Regions from separate parts of the Homo sapiens genome. Here region 1 is linked to region 2. Evidence: chromatin loops called from intact Hi-C (ENCODE). Cell type or tissue: HCT116. All regions are shown on one strand. Each heading gives the region's core, and the rest is flanking DNA. Links, peaks and the distances in the headings are about the cores only. Region 1 overlaps DTNB (dystrobrevin beta). Region 2 overlaps DNMT3A (DNA methyltransferase 3 alpha).

Region 1 (8,759 bases), core at 464-8,463, 360 kb after region 2:
AACGTATGAAAACTTACTACAAAACCACAGTAATAAAAAAAACAGTGTAGTACTGGCACAAGGATAGCAATAGGAATCAATGGAACAGACTGGGAGTCCAGAAATATATCCTTACACTTATGGTCATCTGATTTTCAACACAGGTACCAAGACAATTCAAGAGAGAAAGGACAGTCTTTTCAACAAGTGGTGCTGGAATGAAACTGCAGTATATTCATACTAATTGTGGCATATACATACAATGGAATATTGTTCAGCCATAAAAAGGAATGAAGTACTGAAGCATGCTACAACATGGATGAACCTTGAAAACACTATGCTAAATGAAAGAAGCCAGTCATAGAAGACCATGTATTATATGATTCCAGTTCTATGAAATGTCCAGAATAGGTAAATCCATAGCAACAGAAAATTAATCATTGGTTTCCAGGGGTTTGTGGAGGGTTGACGGGGGAAGGTGAATAGGGAGTAACTGCTAATGAGTACAGGGTTCTTTTTAGGGATGATGCAAATGTTCTGAAATTAATAGTGATGGTTGCACAACTCTAGAAATATACTAAAAACCACTGAACTGTAGGTTGAATTATATGGTATGTGGATTATATCTCAAATAAGTTAAACAGAAAAAAGATATCTTACTATGCATAACCCTAAGGTAATCGTTTTCACTAAATATTATATTGCTAAGATTCACCCTGTTGTTCATTTTTTTTAACGCTGTATAATTCCAAAACTGCATTTTAATCTACTCTCCTACTGATGGAAATCTGAGTTGTTTCTAGTTTTGTTTTTTTCTATCGTGGACAGTGTTGCTACAAAACGTTGTACCTGTCTCTTGCTGCACAAGGTCAAGAGTTTATCTTGGGTGTGTATCTAAAAAAGGAATTGCCAAAATGTTTTTTAAAGTGCAACAAAGTACATTCCTGTCAGTGATATATCAGAGATCCTGTGAATTCACAATCTCTCCAACACTAGATCCACCAGGCTTTTCAAATTTTGCCAACAGCATGGGTATATGATATCATCTCATTGTGGTCTTGATTGGTATTTCTTTGATCACTAATGAAGGTACCCATCTCTAATATGTTTACTGGTCATATGTGTTTCCTTTTCTGTGAGGTGCCTGTTTATGTCTTTTGCAATTAAGCTTTTGTTACAGTAGTCTCAAAATATCTTTTAATCTCAACATAAGGAAGGACTTTCTAAGCAAAAGTTTGCCTAAGTTAAACTACACTTAAATCTAAGTATCAAAACTCATGAGAAAGATGAAAAGACAAGTCACTAACTGGGAAAAGAGATCGGCAATGCTTATAACCAACAACTGGTATCCACGATATGCACAGAATTTGTACAAACCGGTAAGAAAATCTGACCTAAGATATAAGCAGGCGATTCACAGAAGAGACAACAAAAATGGAAAACAAATACATAAAAAGTTGCACATAATAACTCAAGACTAAACTATAATATCTAAGGATCCACAGTTGGGGTAGAAAACCATAAAGGAATCCAAGGAAGGGATTACTATACAAATCAGGACAGCGATTGCTTTGGGGGGAAAGGAAGGGGCTATGACTGGGATGAGGTACATGGAGGAGCTTCTAATAGGGCTGGCAGAATTCTATTTCTTCACCTGGGTGAAGATGACAGAAGCGTTTGCTCTACAATAATTCACTAAGCTATGATTTTTTTAGTATCTGTTTAATTCTGCAACACAAAATTTACAAAAATATAATTTACCCATCACACACATCAAATGAAAAAAATGAGTCTGAAAATACCATTTATATTGGCAAAAATATGAGGTGACATGAATTCTCATATATTGCTGGTGAAAGCATAAATATAACAGCAAAAGCAGTATCTAGTAATATTAAAAATGGATATAGGCCAGGCGCAGTGGCTCCCACCTGTAATCCCAGTATTTTGGGAGGCTGAGGCAGGTGGATTACCTAAGGTCAGGAGTTGGAGACCAGCCTGCCCTACATGGTGAAACCCCGTCTCTACTAAAAATACAAAAAATTAGCTGGGCATGGTCGTGGGCGCCTGTAGTCCCAGCTACTCGGGAGGCTGAGGCAGGAGAACTGCTTGAACCCAGGAGGTGGAGGCTGCAAGGAGCTGAGATTGTGTCACTGCACGCCAGCCTGGGTGACAGAGCGAGACTCCGTCTCAAAAAAAAAAAAACAAAAAAAACAAATGGATGTATCTAATTACCCAGAAATTCCCTTTTTACAACTATGTCCTGAGGAGACACATACAAGAATGCTTATGATGATATTGTTTCTAAACACAAAATCAGAAACAACCTAAATGTCCATCAACAGAAGCATGGGAAAATAAAATTATAGTATAGTCAATCGCACAACAGAATAAAGCAGGGCTACATTTATCGAGATGGATCAATTTCACAATATTAAGTGAAAAAAGTTACAAGAGAATACATAAAAAATAATATTATTTCCATAAAGCTTAAAAACATGCATATTAACAGAAGCAGGACTGGGACTATGGTGATGTGAACGAGGTACCTGGGGCACAAAATTTAAGGAAGCATCACCCTGGGGGTCATGCAAGCCCATGGCTGAGGGGCTCCTTACATTGGGGACCTAGGTGCCTCCTCATCTCACCCTGGCCCTGGCCCTGAATATAACATACAAATATACAAATACACACACACACACACACACACACACACAAACACACACACACACACACACACACACAGCAAAAGTATAAAGAAGTATATGGAAATGGTAATCATCAAATTCAGAAAAGAGAGTATCTCTGGGGATGGAAACAGAATTATGACCGCAGAGGTATACCAACTCCACTGGCTATATTTTCTTTCTTAGGCTGGGTTCTAGGTACAATATAGTCTTCTTTTTTTGTGCTCCATTTACTTAAGTGGAAACATATTTTTTTAATTTTACTTTAAGTTCTGCGATACATGTGCAGAACGTGCAGGCTTGTTACATGGGTATACATGTGCCATGGTGGTCTGCTGCACCTATTGACCCGCCATCTAAGTTTTAAGCCCTGCATGCATTAGGTATTTGTCCTAATGCTCTCCCTCCCCTTGGCCCCCACCCCCCAACAGGCCCCTGTGTGTGTTGTTCCCTTCCCTGTATCCATGTGTTCTCACTGTTCAACTCCCACTTATGAGTGAGAACATGCGGTATTCTGTTTTCTGTTCCTGTGTTGGTCTGCTGAGAATGATGGCTTCCAGCTTCATCCATGTCCCTGCAAGGACATGAACTCATTCTTTTTTTATGGCTGCACAGCATTCGATGGTGTGTATGTGCCATATTTTCTTTATCCGTTCTATTATTAATGGGCATTTGGGTTGGTTCCAAGTCTTCGCTATTGTAAATAGTGCTGCAATAAACACAATGTGCATGTGTCTTTATAGGAGAATGATTTATAACCCTTTGGGTATATACCCAGTAATGGGATTGCTGGGTCAAACGTTATTTCTGGTTCTAGATCCTCGAGGAATCCCCACACCATCTTCCACAATGGTTGAACAATATATTATTCTTTATGCTTTATATGTACTATTTCTTTATAACATTTTAGATCATCTACTTTTAGTAAATTCTCTGGTAAGTCTTATCCTGAGTGTTTTAGCGGGGGTGGGGAGCACAGTTCTCCATATATTTCCATATATTTTATTATTGAAACAGAGTATACCAAATACCATAAGCTCTGTACTTTTATCCAAATATACATGAACTCCCATGAACTCTAAAATTTGGTACAATAGCCATCATTTCAAAATCTTCAGCAACGTGTTCTACCAGTATCTCAACAACAGTTGCTAATACAGGATACTTTTCAGTTTTACACCAAACTCAAATTATTTATCTATATATCATTTCAGCCACTGTTACCAAACAAGAAGAACAAGAGTTTATGACTTTTTGTCTTTTATTCCTAAACCTCAAAAGGAACTTCTAAAAATGTATTATTAACCTTAATAAAATTTTAAGGTACTGGATTATGACTGACAATCACTGAAAAACATCAATAAGTCTGTCTTTATATTCTGAATATTTAGTTTTTAAATATCTCAATTTATAAGATTAGCCCATAATATCATTAGTAAATACCTTCAGGTACAATGTACTCAACAGTGTATATAAGTCCATATTTTAAATAGTATTTTTAGTAATTCTAAGCTATTTTTTATTACTGCTTTTTCATCAATCTGATGAGATCACCATTGTTTTTATATTATGCATTTGACTGACAAGTTCATAATATAAATAGAAGTATCCACTCTGTTTCTTTCTGGCTGTTCACGTGTATTTGTATTATTACTTCAATCTTCTGCTGACTCTGAAACTTCAATCTGCATTTTCTTTGCAGGAATCTTTGTGAGCCATCTGTCTATTTAGCAAAGTTCATTTTATTCAAATCAGGTAATATGATCTGAAAGACCACTAAACCCAGCAGAGGTGAACTAAAACATGTGCTAAAACAATATAAGCAGGTAAATAAGGAGGATCACAGTATCAGCCCCTCCAGGCGGTGGGGTTCCCTAGCTTACCGTACGTGACAGACATCATCAGACACACAGATGAAGTAAAGTGTCAACCTATGGGTCAAATACTGGTAAAACTTGATTGCTCATATTTTCTTGTAACACCCTGCCTAGAGGATCATTTTACATACCTCCCACTTTGGAGACTATTGCTCTTTTTAAAAGTAGGTGAGAAGACAAGACCGTGCTGAGCTTGAGGAGATTTTCAGGATTAGGGGTGTTAGAAGTAGAGAGGAAACTAAAGTCTAAGTGGTCAGGTAACTTGGCCTGAAGTTGCAAAGCTAGGAATCTGCGGAGTTGACCATGACGATGCTAAAGCGCTAGAGCCCATTTTCTTTCTATTGTGTCACATCGCCCCCTCCAGGGCAACATGAGGCCTCAAGGAATAAGGAAAGAACACAGGTCCCAAAACTGTGGTGCTGGATCAGACCTTAAATCATGGAGCTAAGTAGGATCTGAAGAGAGTGCAGCAAAAAGTTTGGATCCTTGTTAGTTCTTACACTCTGTTCTATTCATAGAAAATAGAGTGTTTCACACCTGGACTACGTCTACACGCAGAAGTTACGTAACTCCCACAGTAAAGACTAAAGGAAAAGGAGAGAAGGCTTTGGAAGTGTCTCCAGGATGTCTCTGTACATGCCTTTGTGTTAAATAGCCTTTATTTCCTTTCCATCTTTTTGTTAATTTCTTAACCCTGCCAGCTCTCAGCTACGTCAAAGCATCCAAGTATTGAAATTTCTTATGTAAGTTCACCACCTCCCACCATCTCCCTGTCAGTTTTTCTTTGGATGTCCATTTAATTAAGAAGTCAGTGAGGGGCCAGGCGCGGTGGCTCATGCCTGTAATCCCAGCACCTTGGGAGGCTGAGGCGGGTGGATCACGAGGTCAGGAGATGGAGACCATCCTGGCTAACACAATGAAACCCAGTCTCTAATAAAAATAGAAAAAAATAGCCAGATATGGTGACATGCGCCTATAGTCCCAGCTACTTGGGAGGCTGAGGCAAGAGAATCCCTTGAACCCAGGAGGTAGAGGTTACAATGAGCTGAGATCGTGCCACTGCACTCCAGCCTGGATGACAGAGCAAGACTCCGTCTCAAAAAAAAAAAAAGTTAGTGATGACTAAGACTCTCATTAACACTTAGTTACAACAAGCCAAACTTTATTGAAAGAGAACTTCCTTGCTTATTTCAGAAAAATTCTCAAATATTCTTCCTTTAATACTTCTTTTCTCTTCTCTTTCAGATTTAAAAAAAAAAAAAAAAGGCCAGGGAAAATAAATGTTCATAAAACCTTAAAGATTTGCTTTTTACAAATCTGAGAGAGTTCTCTAGGTTCCAATAAAAAAATTCAGTAACTGCACTCCACTACAACAAAGAGTTCTGAGTAGCTAAATAACCTCACGGGGCTGTGGTAACTCTTAAATCAATATCATGTAAAGCATTTAGCACAATGGCATCCAGTAAGAGCCCAATAAATGTTAGCTACTATTATTGATATTATTAGGTACTATTCAAATATAGTGAAGTTACGATGATATTTAGTCCAAACCTGATTACTACAGCATTTCAGCCCTATTTTAACTTATATATAATGTTAGTATACAAAAATTCAAGTTTAAAATGTGTTTTCTTTAAAGGTTGTGAGGTTTTTTGTTAAAAGTGAATTAACAAGTAAATCATATACATCTGTTTCTCTCAGTTACCTACAACTCAGAGAGATCTGTCCTATTCTTGACATGTTAAAGAAGGGAAAAAATAATTTCAAGAAATGCCCCAAAAAAAGGCCTCCATAAAATTCAACACCCAATTAAAAATATTTACCAAGAACAGAAGAAAACTTCCTTAAATTGACAAAAGACATCTTCCAAAAACCAACAGTAAACATCATATCTAACAGTGAAACACTGGAAACATTACCACTCAGGAAAAAGATTAAAATGCCCATTATTATACTTATTCTTGTACTGGAAGGCCTAGGCAATGCCATAACAAAGAAAAAAGTCTTTGTATAAAGTTGAGAAAGGAGCTTGGCTAATTAAATCTTCTAGAAAGTGGCCAGTAAGTACATTCTTTGATGCATCCTCTCTGCTCTAAATACACAATAATGGATAAAATATTTTTTAACAATTTTTTTTAATTAGGCTCAAAAACAAGATAAACCTCTATTTGGAGAAACAGAATAGATACACAAAGTTGCAAGCAGGACTGAAGCTCTAGGCTTGCTGGATCCGGAGTCTAGACCAGGTGTGCACTTCCTGCAGGTAGTAATGACAGAAAGCAAAGGAGGATGAAGAAACGGAGATATCTGGGCCAGACCCACTGCTCAAGGCCAGCAATGATGCTGGAGCTGAAAGGAAGCTAAAAAATACTGCTGCCAATCTCTGCCTAGAACTACAGTTTATCTAATACTCTAGGCTTAGATAAGTGGGAAGATATAAACAGCCTCAGGACCATACTCTATGAGAGGATCGAAAATAGCCCAATTAACTCAAAGGGCAGGACCCTTGACCCACAATTATCATATCTGATTCTAGACTGAGGCCCAGTAGGTCAGCTGAAGCACCTGAAATATCACCACACAGAGGACAGTGGGCACAGAAGAAAACAAAATTAAAAAAAAAAAAAAGAAAAGAAAACAAAATCAAAAGCACTCACTCTGAAAATGGGTCTGTAATTTGGCTGGGTGTGGTGGCTCACGTCTTTAATCCCAACACTTTGGGAGGCTGTGGCAGGCGAATCACTTGAGGTCAGGAGTTTGAGACCAGCCTGGCCAACATGGTGAAACCCTGTCTCTACTAAAAATACAAAAATTAGCCAGGCGTGGTGGCGGGTGCCTATAATCCCAGCTACTCGGGAGGCTGAGGCAGGAGAATCGCTTGAACCTGGGAGGTAGAGGCAGAGGCTGCAGTGAGCTGAGATCATGCCACTGTATTCCACCCTAGGCGACAGAGCCAGACTCCATCTCAAAAAAAAAAGTCTGTACTTCAAAACACATGAAGAGATACACTGCAAGAAAGACAGCCAACAAAACCAATGACTAAATATTATTCCAGGTGAAGTTTAACTTTACAGAACAGTCTGACATACTTATTATATAAGTACATTTAGGGTACTTGGACATAAATTTTAAAAATTATTGGGAATGCAAATGATACAGTCACTTTGAAAGATAGTTTAATAGTTTCCTACAAAGCTTGATATATTCTTACCATTCGACCCAGCAATCACTCTCCTAGGTATTTTCCCAAGTGAGTTACAAATTTAATGTCTACACAAAAACCTGCACACGGATGTTTATAGCAGTTTTATTCAAAAATTGCCAAAAACTAGAAGCAACCAAGATGTCCTTCAGTAGGTGAACGAATAAACAAACTGTGGTGCTTCCATAAAAAGGAATATTATCATTCGGCGCTAAAAAGAAATGAGCTGGCCGGACGCGGTGGCTCACGCATGTAATCCCAGCACTTTGGGAGGCCAAGGCAGGCGGATCATGAGGTCAGGAGATCGAGACCATCCTGGTTAACATGGTGAAACCCCGTCTCTACTAAAAATACAAAAAATTAGCCAGGCATGGTGGCGGACGCCTGTAGTCCCAGCTACTCGGGAGGCTGAGGCAGGAGAATGGTGTGAATCCGGGAGGCAGAGCTCGCAGTGAGCCGAGATCGCGCCACTGCACTCCAGCCTGGGCCACAGAGTGAGACTCAGTCTCAAAAAATAAAAATAAAAAAAAGAAATGAGCTATCAAGTCGCAAAAAAGACTTAGAGGAAACTTAAATGCATACTGCTAAGCAAAAGAAGCCAATCTGAGTAGGCTCCATACTACATGATTCCAAATCTATGACATTTCCAACTCTGGAAAAGGTAAAACTATAGCCATGTAATGACATTTATTCTGTCTGTACTGTTGAGTATTTTACAAGTGAGCCCCTTGCAGGGTTGTAGCATGCAGTCATGCCATGTAAATGATACATGACATTACGCACTTGTCAAAACCCATAGAACTATACAATACAAAGAGTGAACTCTAAATCATGAACTTTAACAACAATGTATCAATATTAGTTTATCAATTATAATAAATGTAGCATACTAATGCAAGATGTTAATAATAGGAGAAACCATATGGGAAAGAGTGGGTATATGGAAACTCCATACTATTCAGCCACATTGGTCAAAATTGTGTTAATCTATTTTTATTCCATTATGTATATTGT
Region 2 (8,000 bases), core at 1-8,000:
GATTCCCTGCCCCTAGGCCCCCTCCTCCCATCCCCTGCCTAGACTGAGCTGAAAGACCCTTCCTCTCCTATAGTTCCCCTACCCAGCAAGGCAACGGTCAGCTCCTTGAGGGAAGTGTGGGTGTCTGATTCATGCTGGCATCCAGAATGCCTAGACGGATGCATTTAGTCCAAGGCAGGCACTTGATGAATGACTGTCACAGAGTAGGTGCCTGACGTGAGTCCATAGACGCAAACAGAGACACACGTACAAATCTACAAACCCGTACAAATACAACTGTGTACGAGGTTCCAGTGCCTCTCGGATCTTTACGATTCCAGATTAGGAAACAAGAGGACTAAAACGTCCCTTCTAGACTTAAACATAATTGTCACTTTGCATTTATGTCATTCTTTGCAGCTTTCAAAGCACCTTCACATTTGGTGGCCTGTGAGATTAGGTGGTTCCTCTCTCTAAACATCTGAGGCTACGATCTGACCTACATTTCAACACTGCTCACTGGATGGATTATTTTAAGCCATATACAACGTCTCATTCTGATGCGCTGGGCTATGACGATAATAATCTCTCACATTTGCACTGAACGTGGTAATTAACAAAGCATCTTCACATATGTTATTTCATTGTATTCTTACACTTTACAGAAAGCAGAGCTGGTATTATTTTTTTCTGTTACACAGATGAAACACCTGAAGCTCAGAGAGATTATCTGACTTGCAGGGATCAGAGAGCCAGGAAAGGAGGCCTTTAGAACCAAAATTTACATCTTTTGTTTACCAGTCCATCGGTCTTTCTACTGCAACATGCCACTATACCCTACCATGTCAACAGGCACACACACAGTGACACCATAAAGATACAGGCAATCCAAGGTCAAGGCACACTGGCATTCACAGGCACAGACACTCTGGGCTGGCTGTGCCCAGACACAGGACCCCTCCCCACAAGAGATTTATGTCTCTTGAGGCCCTCACCTAGAGACAGCCAGCCTGACATACGTGTATTCCCTTCAGTACTTAAACCGGATGCTACTGACCCAGCATCGGTTGAGCAGATGTCTCGAGTTGGTGCTTGAGTCGAGGGGATGAACTTGCCGGATCTAGCCAGCTACTTGCCCGGGCCCCCTGGGACAAGAAGCATGCCCAGCCTTTGCCAGCTGGCTGGCTGGCCTCCCAGGGACTGTCTGTGGTCATGGAATTCAGTGAAACGAATTGGCTTCTGCAAGAGGCAGAGCCCTGTCCTGGGTTGCCTGAGCACCAGGCTCTGCAGAGCTACAGCCACACGCTTGCGTACCCCAATGCCACACAGACACTCACATATGCTTGCACACACACCCGTGCCCAGGCCAACCTGCAGAGGCTGATCCCAGCGTGAGGGGTCAGGCAGTGGGCTGGGAATCACTGTAGATGCGCATGGGCCCAGAGCCCTCCAAAGCCCCCTACTTTTTCTGATCTCAGTCACCTCCCAAGGCTCATCAGCCCTTTATTTCAATTATTCAACAATATCCGACAAGTAACCATTGACTGCTTAGGTCGTGTCATAATTACCGAGGAAAGCCTTCCATCCTCCTGAAAGGCCACTCTCCTGGAGGGGAGGGGCCGTGTCTCATTGGCGCCTCTGAGTCCCCCACAGCTCCTGGGTACTTGCACACAGAGGTGTTCCAGAAATGCTAAATAGCTGACAACGGTGGTGCCCATCTGGTTCCCAGGCCCTCGTGCCAGGGCTGCAGCCCCTTGTCCACAGCCTGTCCACCTGGCTGGGGCCTCATTGTCTTCTGGAGGTGCAGGGTGGGCCAGACCTCACACCCACGAGCAGCACACCTCAGCCCTGTCCACCTCTGAGGTCTCTATGTCACAAGGCCAGACACAGGGGTGCACTAAAAAAATCTATTGAGCACCTACTGTGTACTGGATACAAAGATAAACAAATAGGAAACTCGGTTCAGAGGGAGACAACAACATGTAAACAAGTACCTGATGCCATGCTGAGCCCAGACTGGAGTGTGCTACTGCTCTGCCTGTGGCCACTTCCATGGCACCAAGCCCACACATGTCTGCTCCTTCAGTAGCACACCCAGCTCTGCCAGCCCTTGCTTAATAGAGGGGAAGATCCAGATAAAACTACTTTGTAGCCGTGTGGCCTCTCTAAGCCCCAGTTCCTCATCGGTAAAATGGGGATGAGGAACCTCTGACCATCATCCTGCTCTGGGCGCCCCCTAACTAATCATGATGACAGAATGAGTCAATTACCGTGCAGAGAACACTCCTTTACATGCCCTTCCATGCAGCACAAACATTACGTGGGATGATTACAAGGAATATCCCTAATGCCCTGTGGCTCTCTGCAGAGGCAGCTGCAGGGTATGACCAGGACTCCTGTGCCAAGCCCAGGTACCAGAGAGGAAAGGCTCATTTCCCAATTATCCTGGGACACTGCTCCACCACTCAGCTCTATTCTTTTTCTTTTTTTTTTCCCAGCCAGGGTTTCACCATGTTGGCCTTGAACTCCTGACCTCAGGTGACCTGCCCACCTCAGCCTCCCGAAGGGCTAGGATTACAGGCATGAGCCACCACACACCGCAGCTTTTTTTTTTTTTTTTTTTTTTTGAGATGGAGTTTTGCTCTTGCCACCCAGGCTGGAGTGCAATGGCGAGATCTTGGCTCACTGCAACCTCCACCTACCAGGTTCAAGTAATTCTCCCACCTCAGCTTCCCAAGTAGCTGTGATTACAGGCACGCACCACCACGCTGGGCTAATTTTTGTATTTTTAGTAGAGACGGGGTTTTGCCATGTTGGCCAGGCTGGTCTCCAACTCCTGACCTCAAGTGATCCATCTGCCTTGGCCTCCCACAGTGCTGGGATTCAGGTGTGAGCCACTGCGCCTGGCCCATTCTTCTATTCTGCACAGCTGAGCCTGGCCTTTCCTGCCCTGGCCCTGGGCGACTCACCTTATCAGCAGGGCTGGGCTCCATCCCTAACCCGGCCATTAAGAGCAGGAGGGACCCAAGTGACTGTGGCCCCTCACCTAGGCCCCTGAAGGGATCTACAGCCCCTGCCATCAGGAGTTAGGTCTCATCACCACTTGCCTTGTTTTACTTTTGTTCAAGGGATAAAGGGAACTCAGGCCTTTAGTGACTGATGACCCAAAGAGAGACAACATTCCCTTCACGTGCTAGGCTCTCAGTGGACTCTAAGCCCACACTCTGTCCCCACCCATGGTTTCCTACTCTTCTCCCACGCCCCTGCAATTCATGGGGCGGCAGTGGGTGTAAACCACAAAGGTGTAGGTAGGTAGGTAGGTAGGCAGGTAGGTGGGTGGGTGGATGGGTAGGTAGATATCCAAAATAAATTATAAAGCTAACTTAACATATGCTATGTCCTGGTGTTAACCACTTGCACACACCATCTCGTCTGAACCTCTCAAGCCAACTAGGAGCTGTTTTCCTGCTCACAGCCATGTTTCCAAGTCACGTGACAGAGTCCAGCTTCAACACAGGCCCTTCTGCAGGGGCCAAACAACCCCCATCCAAGACTGTACTGACCAAGATTAACTACATTTGACATGTAATAATGTCCAATTTAAGAGAATTTTAGAGAAACCGAAGCCCAAAATGTAGGTCCTGCTCAGCTCAGGGATGGGCACTGTTTACATCACAAACCTGCTAAGCACGCCCAACCCTCTCCTAACTCCCCCGAGATCAGAGTGAGCGCGCCATTATCGCTGGCTGGGTCTCTGAAGAGGTGAGGGTGCAGCGGCTTTTCTATAGCTATTTAAACATACTAAGAAGGATGCTCTTTGAAATGACCTTACCGCAACCACTGTCAAGCAAAGAGCCAGCCCTAAGTGACCATGTGGGGGCATCTGAGTGCAAGAAAGGCAGAACATGCCCAGGAGCAGGTGACAGACCGCGGGCAGCAAGAATGACTGCCACTGGAACTGGCAGGGACCCCACCCAAGGATGGAGGCCCTTGTACTTGCAGACCAGAGTGGAGAGAGCCCACGAGAAATCAGTGGCTGCCAGGCCTCTGGGCCAGACTTTGATGGGGAGGGGAAAGGAGGAACCGCAGCCCCAATGCTGCCCACAGATGCATACACACACACACACACACACACACACACACACGCACGCACATGTGCAAACACATAAGTGCTGTGTTTCCCCAGCACAAAGATGCACCCCAGCTGCAGCTTCTACTACAGGCAGGAGAAGGCTTGATCAGAGGAGCTGCCCAGCAGGCCTCACCCACCCCTGGGGGGCAGGCATGGCTTACCCACCTCGATGTCTTCCTACCCCTCTACTAGGCCCTCCAAGCACGGTCACTCAGTTCATCCAACAGCCTTGCGGAGCCCTGCTACATGCTAACTACCTGGAAAGGTACCTATGTCTGAAGAAAGGGAGGGAGGAAGAGAAGAAAAGAGGAGCTGTATGTCCAGGGAGGGAGAGGCAGGGAAGGAAGGAGGGCAGGAGGCAGGAAGAAATGGTAAGAAGCTGCATGTCTGCAGCAGTGCCTCCATCTGGTGTGTGTGCCTGTACACGCAGGTGGTGTGTGCAGTTCTTGCTGGAGATGAAGTGCCCCCAACTTCTCCCCAAGGGCAAGAGCGCCATTATGCAGTGAAAGGCTTTCTCCTGCAGCAAAAGTCCAGGGGAGGACTACGAATTCTCATCACATCACCACCGGGGGGCACTGTTCACTCCATCCCCCTTCACGCAGGAGACAGCCTAAGGAGCGCAGAAGCCAGCCTCATTCCAGCCTCAGCACTAGCACTTAACAAGCTGTGTGACTCTAGGCAAGTGACTTAACCTCTCTGAGCTTCAGTTTAGCCCTTAATAAGATAGAATGATGAAAATAATAGTGTCTACCTTATGCGGCAATTGTAAGAATTAAATAAGATAGGCCCGGCGTGGTGGCTCACGCCTGTAATCCCAGCACTTTGAGAGGCCGAGGCGGGTGGATCATGAGGTCAGGAGATCGAGACCATGCTGGCTAACATGGTGAAACCCCGTCTCTACTAAAAAAAAAAATACAAAAAATTAGCTGGGCATGGCGGGCGCCTGTAGTCCCAGCTACTCAGGAGGCTGAGGCAGGAGAATGGCGTGAACCCGGGAGGCAGAGCTTGCAGTGAAACAAGATCACGCCACTGCACTCCAGCCTGGGCAACAGAGCAAGACTCCGTCTCAAACAAAAAAAGAATGGAATAAGATAATGCATGCACATAGCACCCGGCAGTCGGCGTTCAATGCATCTTAGCCATTGTGTTTCTGAGGCCAGAGGAAAGGGGACAGAACTGAGAACAGGGGCCTGGCCTGGGGCTGTGGACTCCCCTCTGATTCATATTTGGGGATCTGAGGTGGCCCTTGGACTGTTCTTGGTCCCCTGTCCTGCTCCCTCTGCCCCCCACCCTCTGCTCCATACTCCCCTCTAAGCTCTCAGCCTCCCCACTGCTTGCCTCCCCACCCACCCTCCATGAGGCCAGCCCCCTCCCTCTGCTGCGGCAACATTTACCAGCTGACTCGCCCTGACCACAGCCCCAGAGCTCGGCCTGCCTCCTCCCCATCTCCCCAAGCAGCCCTGCTCTGCCCACCATATGGATGGCGGGTAGGGCAGGCGGCAGGTGCCAGGGGGACACACACAGGCCACTCTGTACACTCCCAGCCACAGCATGGCTGCCTCAGCCCAGCACCCACAGCTCTGCACTCCGCCTCCCTGATCCTGGGCTCCGGGATTATTCTCCTGTGGGAGGGTCTTGGCTACTCTCATTTTTCTTTCCGTTCTATCCGTAAAATATTTCCCAAGCACCCACTCTGTGCTATTCCAGGTCCGGGGGATTCACATGGAAGAAAAGGGCCGTGACCCTGCGCTCCAGGCTAGCAGTGGGCAGAAGTTATCTACACCAATAGTTCTCAACATCTGTGCGCAACAGTATCCCCTGGAGGGATGGTTAAAGGTGCCCGGCTGGGTCCCATCCCCCGAGTTCTGGCTCAGCAGGTCTGGAATGGGGCCTGAGCTTTGCCTTCCCAGGTGATGCTGAAGTTGCTCATTTGGGGATCCCACTTTGAGAACCACTGGTCCCCTGCAAACTATAATACAAGGCCAACTACAGCCTGGGCTTTGAGGCTTTGACCAGGGAGGAGAAGAGATTAGGGAAAGGGCCCATGCGGCAGAGGGAGCAGCATAAACAAAGACCTGGAGACTCCAGGAAGTATGGGAGTGGGGCTGGAGTGAAAGGTGCATGGAGGCGGGGCTGGGGGCGGGGGCGGGGAGGGGGGGCGGCGGTGGGCAGAGGCTAGAGGGCCACATGGGGCCAGGCAGTGGAAGGGCCATTGGTTGGCCACACCCCTTCCATCTGGCTTGCCAAACAGTTCCTTTGTGCACAGTGCCCCTGGCACCTGTGCCAGGCTCCCTGGGCTGCAGACCAAGCCTGTGTCTTCCCCTCTGCAGCTACCAGCACCCCTGCCGCAGGCCTGGCTTTCATGGGCTGCTGTGGTGGCTGTCAGTGTCTCTCCCCACCCTCCCTGGGCGGCTCCCTGGAGGTGCTGGAGCCAGCCCAGAGGTGCCGGGGAAGTGTGCCAGGTGAGCCAGCATGCGTGGTGTAGGTGTGGGCGGCTGGGGAGGAGGCCTGGCTATGGCCCAGCCCTTATCTATCCAGATCACTGCCATCTTTTGGCATGACCCCTCCTGCTGGGGTGTGAGTGTGCACTCTATCAGCACCGGGATCTAGGGCTGGGTGTGTGTTTGTTGCCGCTTGAGCCAGAGCAGTTACTATGGGTAGATAATAATAGCAATCGTAATCCCTCATAATTGGACCAGACTTTGCTGTCTGCAGGTCACTTCCATGCCCATGACCTTATCTGACTTCCACAACCACCCTTTAAAACAGGCAAGGCTGGAGTCACTATCCCCATTTTCCAGCTGAGCAAACACAAGCCCAGATGGCCTGAAGTCACATCTCCAGTAAGTGGCATACTCAGGACTAGGACCTGGGATTTCTGACTCCTGGTCCAGCGTTGCTTCTCAGTCCTGAGCTATTATAATGCAGATCCTGACCTGCTCCCGTCCATTGGTGGTGGCCTGGGGCTCCGCAGCCCAGAGCAGCAGCAGCGGCGTGGGAGTACAGTCCAGTAACAGGAGGAGTTTGTCCCAGCTGTCCCCACCCTCCCCACCTGTGGGGAGCAGCTGACCAGTGACTGCCAGTGCATTGATGGGGAGCTGCGTCAGCAACTGTCAGGACATCGGACCCAGAGTGGGGCGACACTCGGGGTCACCTTATCCGACAGAGAAAGCAAGCCAGGCCCAAGAAGGGGAGGGAGTCAGCCATGGCCACAGTTGCCACTCCAGAGCACAGACAGCGGCAGGTGTCCCCAACTCTACGGCCAAAGGGCTTGGGTCTTCATGCTGCTTGAGTCCTGAGCGGGGGCAGCCTAGGGGCCCGCAGGTATCCAGGACTATCAGTTCTTTTCCCATGGATTCAGAAGGGAGGAGCCTGATCGGTCGCCCCGGGCGTCCTGCCCAGTGGGCCGCAGCGCATGCTGGCTTTCTGACCTGCTCTGGCTGACTGGGTGCACACACCCCCACGGTGCTCTACAGGGTGCTGGGCTGGGAAGGCAGGTCCCTGGGCGTCATGTGCACTCCTGGGATGTGTACATGTGTCCCTAGCAGGACCTATGCAGGTAGGGCTGTGGGAAGGGCTCGGACCTGGGAGACAGGAGAACAGGCTGTCATCTGGACCTGCCACTGCCCAGCGGGGCTCAGCTTCCTCATCTGTAAACTGGGGCCATCTGTCCCTGCCCCATTTGTTTCAAGAGTTGTCCCCAAGGACCAAATAGAACCATTGATGGAAAACTAGGAAACAGAAACACACTCTGAAGAATGGTAAACCCAGGAAGGAGCTGAGCACGCAAGAGGGAGGTCTCAGAGCTGACACCCTTCAGGTAGGGTGCTGGCTGCCTCTAGCCCCAGAGTGCCCAGGGCCCCCAAAGCTGGTGCCAGGTGTCCACCTT

The links. Hi-C counts contacts between places; a loop is a spot of excess contacts. Peaks named below come from ENCODE experiments on the same cell type or tissue, not always from the same donor. Only the 100,000 strongest peaks of a DNase experiment are listed, where the experiment ranks them.
Region 1: a loop joins it to region 2, with 3 times the contacts of the local background. A loop is called at or near these places in 6 of 110 quality-filtered maps.

The regions. Positions count from the first base shown.
Region 1 is chr2:25,659,985-25,668,743 of GRCh38, forward strand. All of the region lies in intron 1 of DTNB (dystrobrevin beta), which reads right to left. Among named protein-coding and RNA genes, the nearest start is that of DTNB, 9.2 kb to the right of the region's middle. In HCT116, for the core only: a CTCF peak has its summit at 4,900 (motif pointing left); a DNase peak (open chromatin) is centred at 4,897; H3K4me3 peaks cover 661 bases; H3K27ac peaks cover 670 bases.
Region 2 is chr2:25,304,877-25,312,876 of GRCh38, forward strand. The region is part of intron 2 of DNMT3A (DNA methyltransferase 3 alpha); the gene reads right to left. Among named protein-coding and RNA genes, the nearest start is that of MIR1301, 20 kb to the right of the region's middle. RefSeq lists enhancers at 721-1,221, 1,222-1,722, 3,572-4,073, 4,074-4,573 and a silencer at 3,764-3,925. In HCT116, for the core only: a CTCF peak has its summit at 4,694 (motif pointing right); DNase peaks (open chromatin) are centred at 4,715 and 6,575; H3K27ac peaks cover 1,470 bases.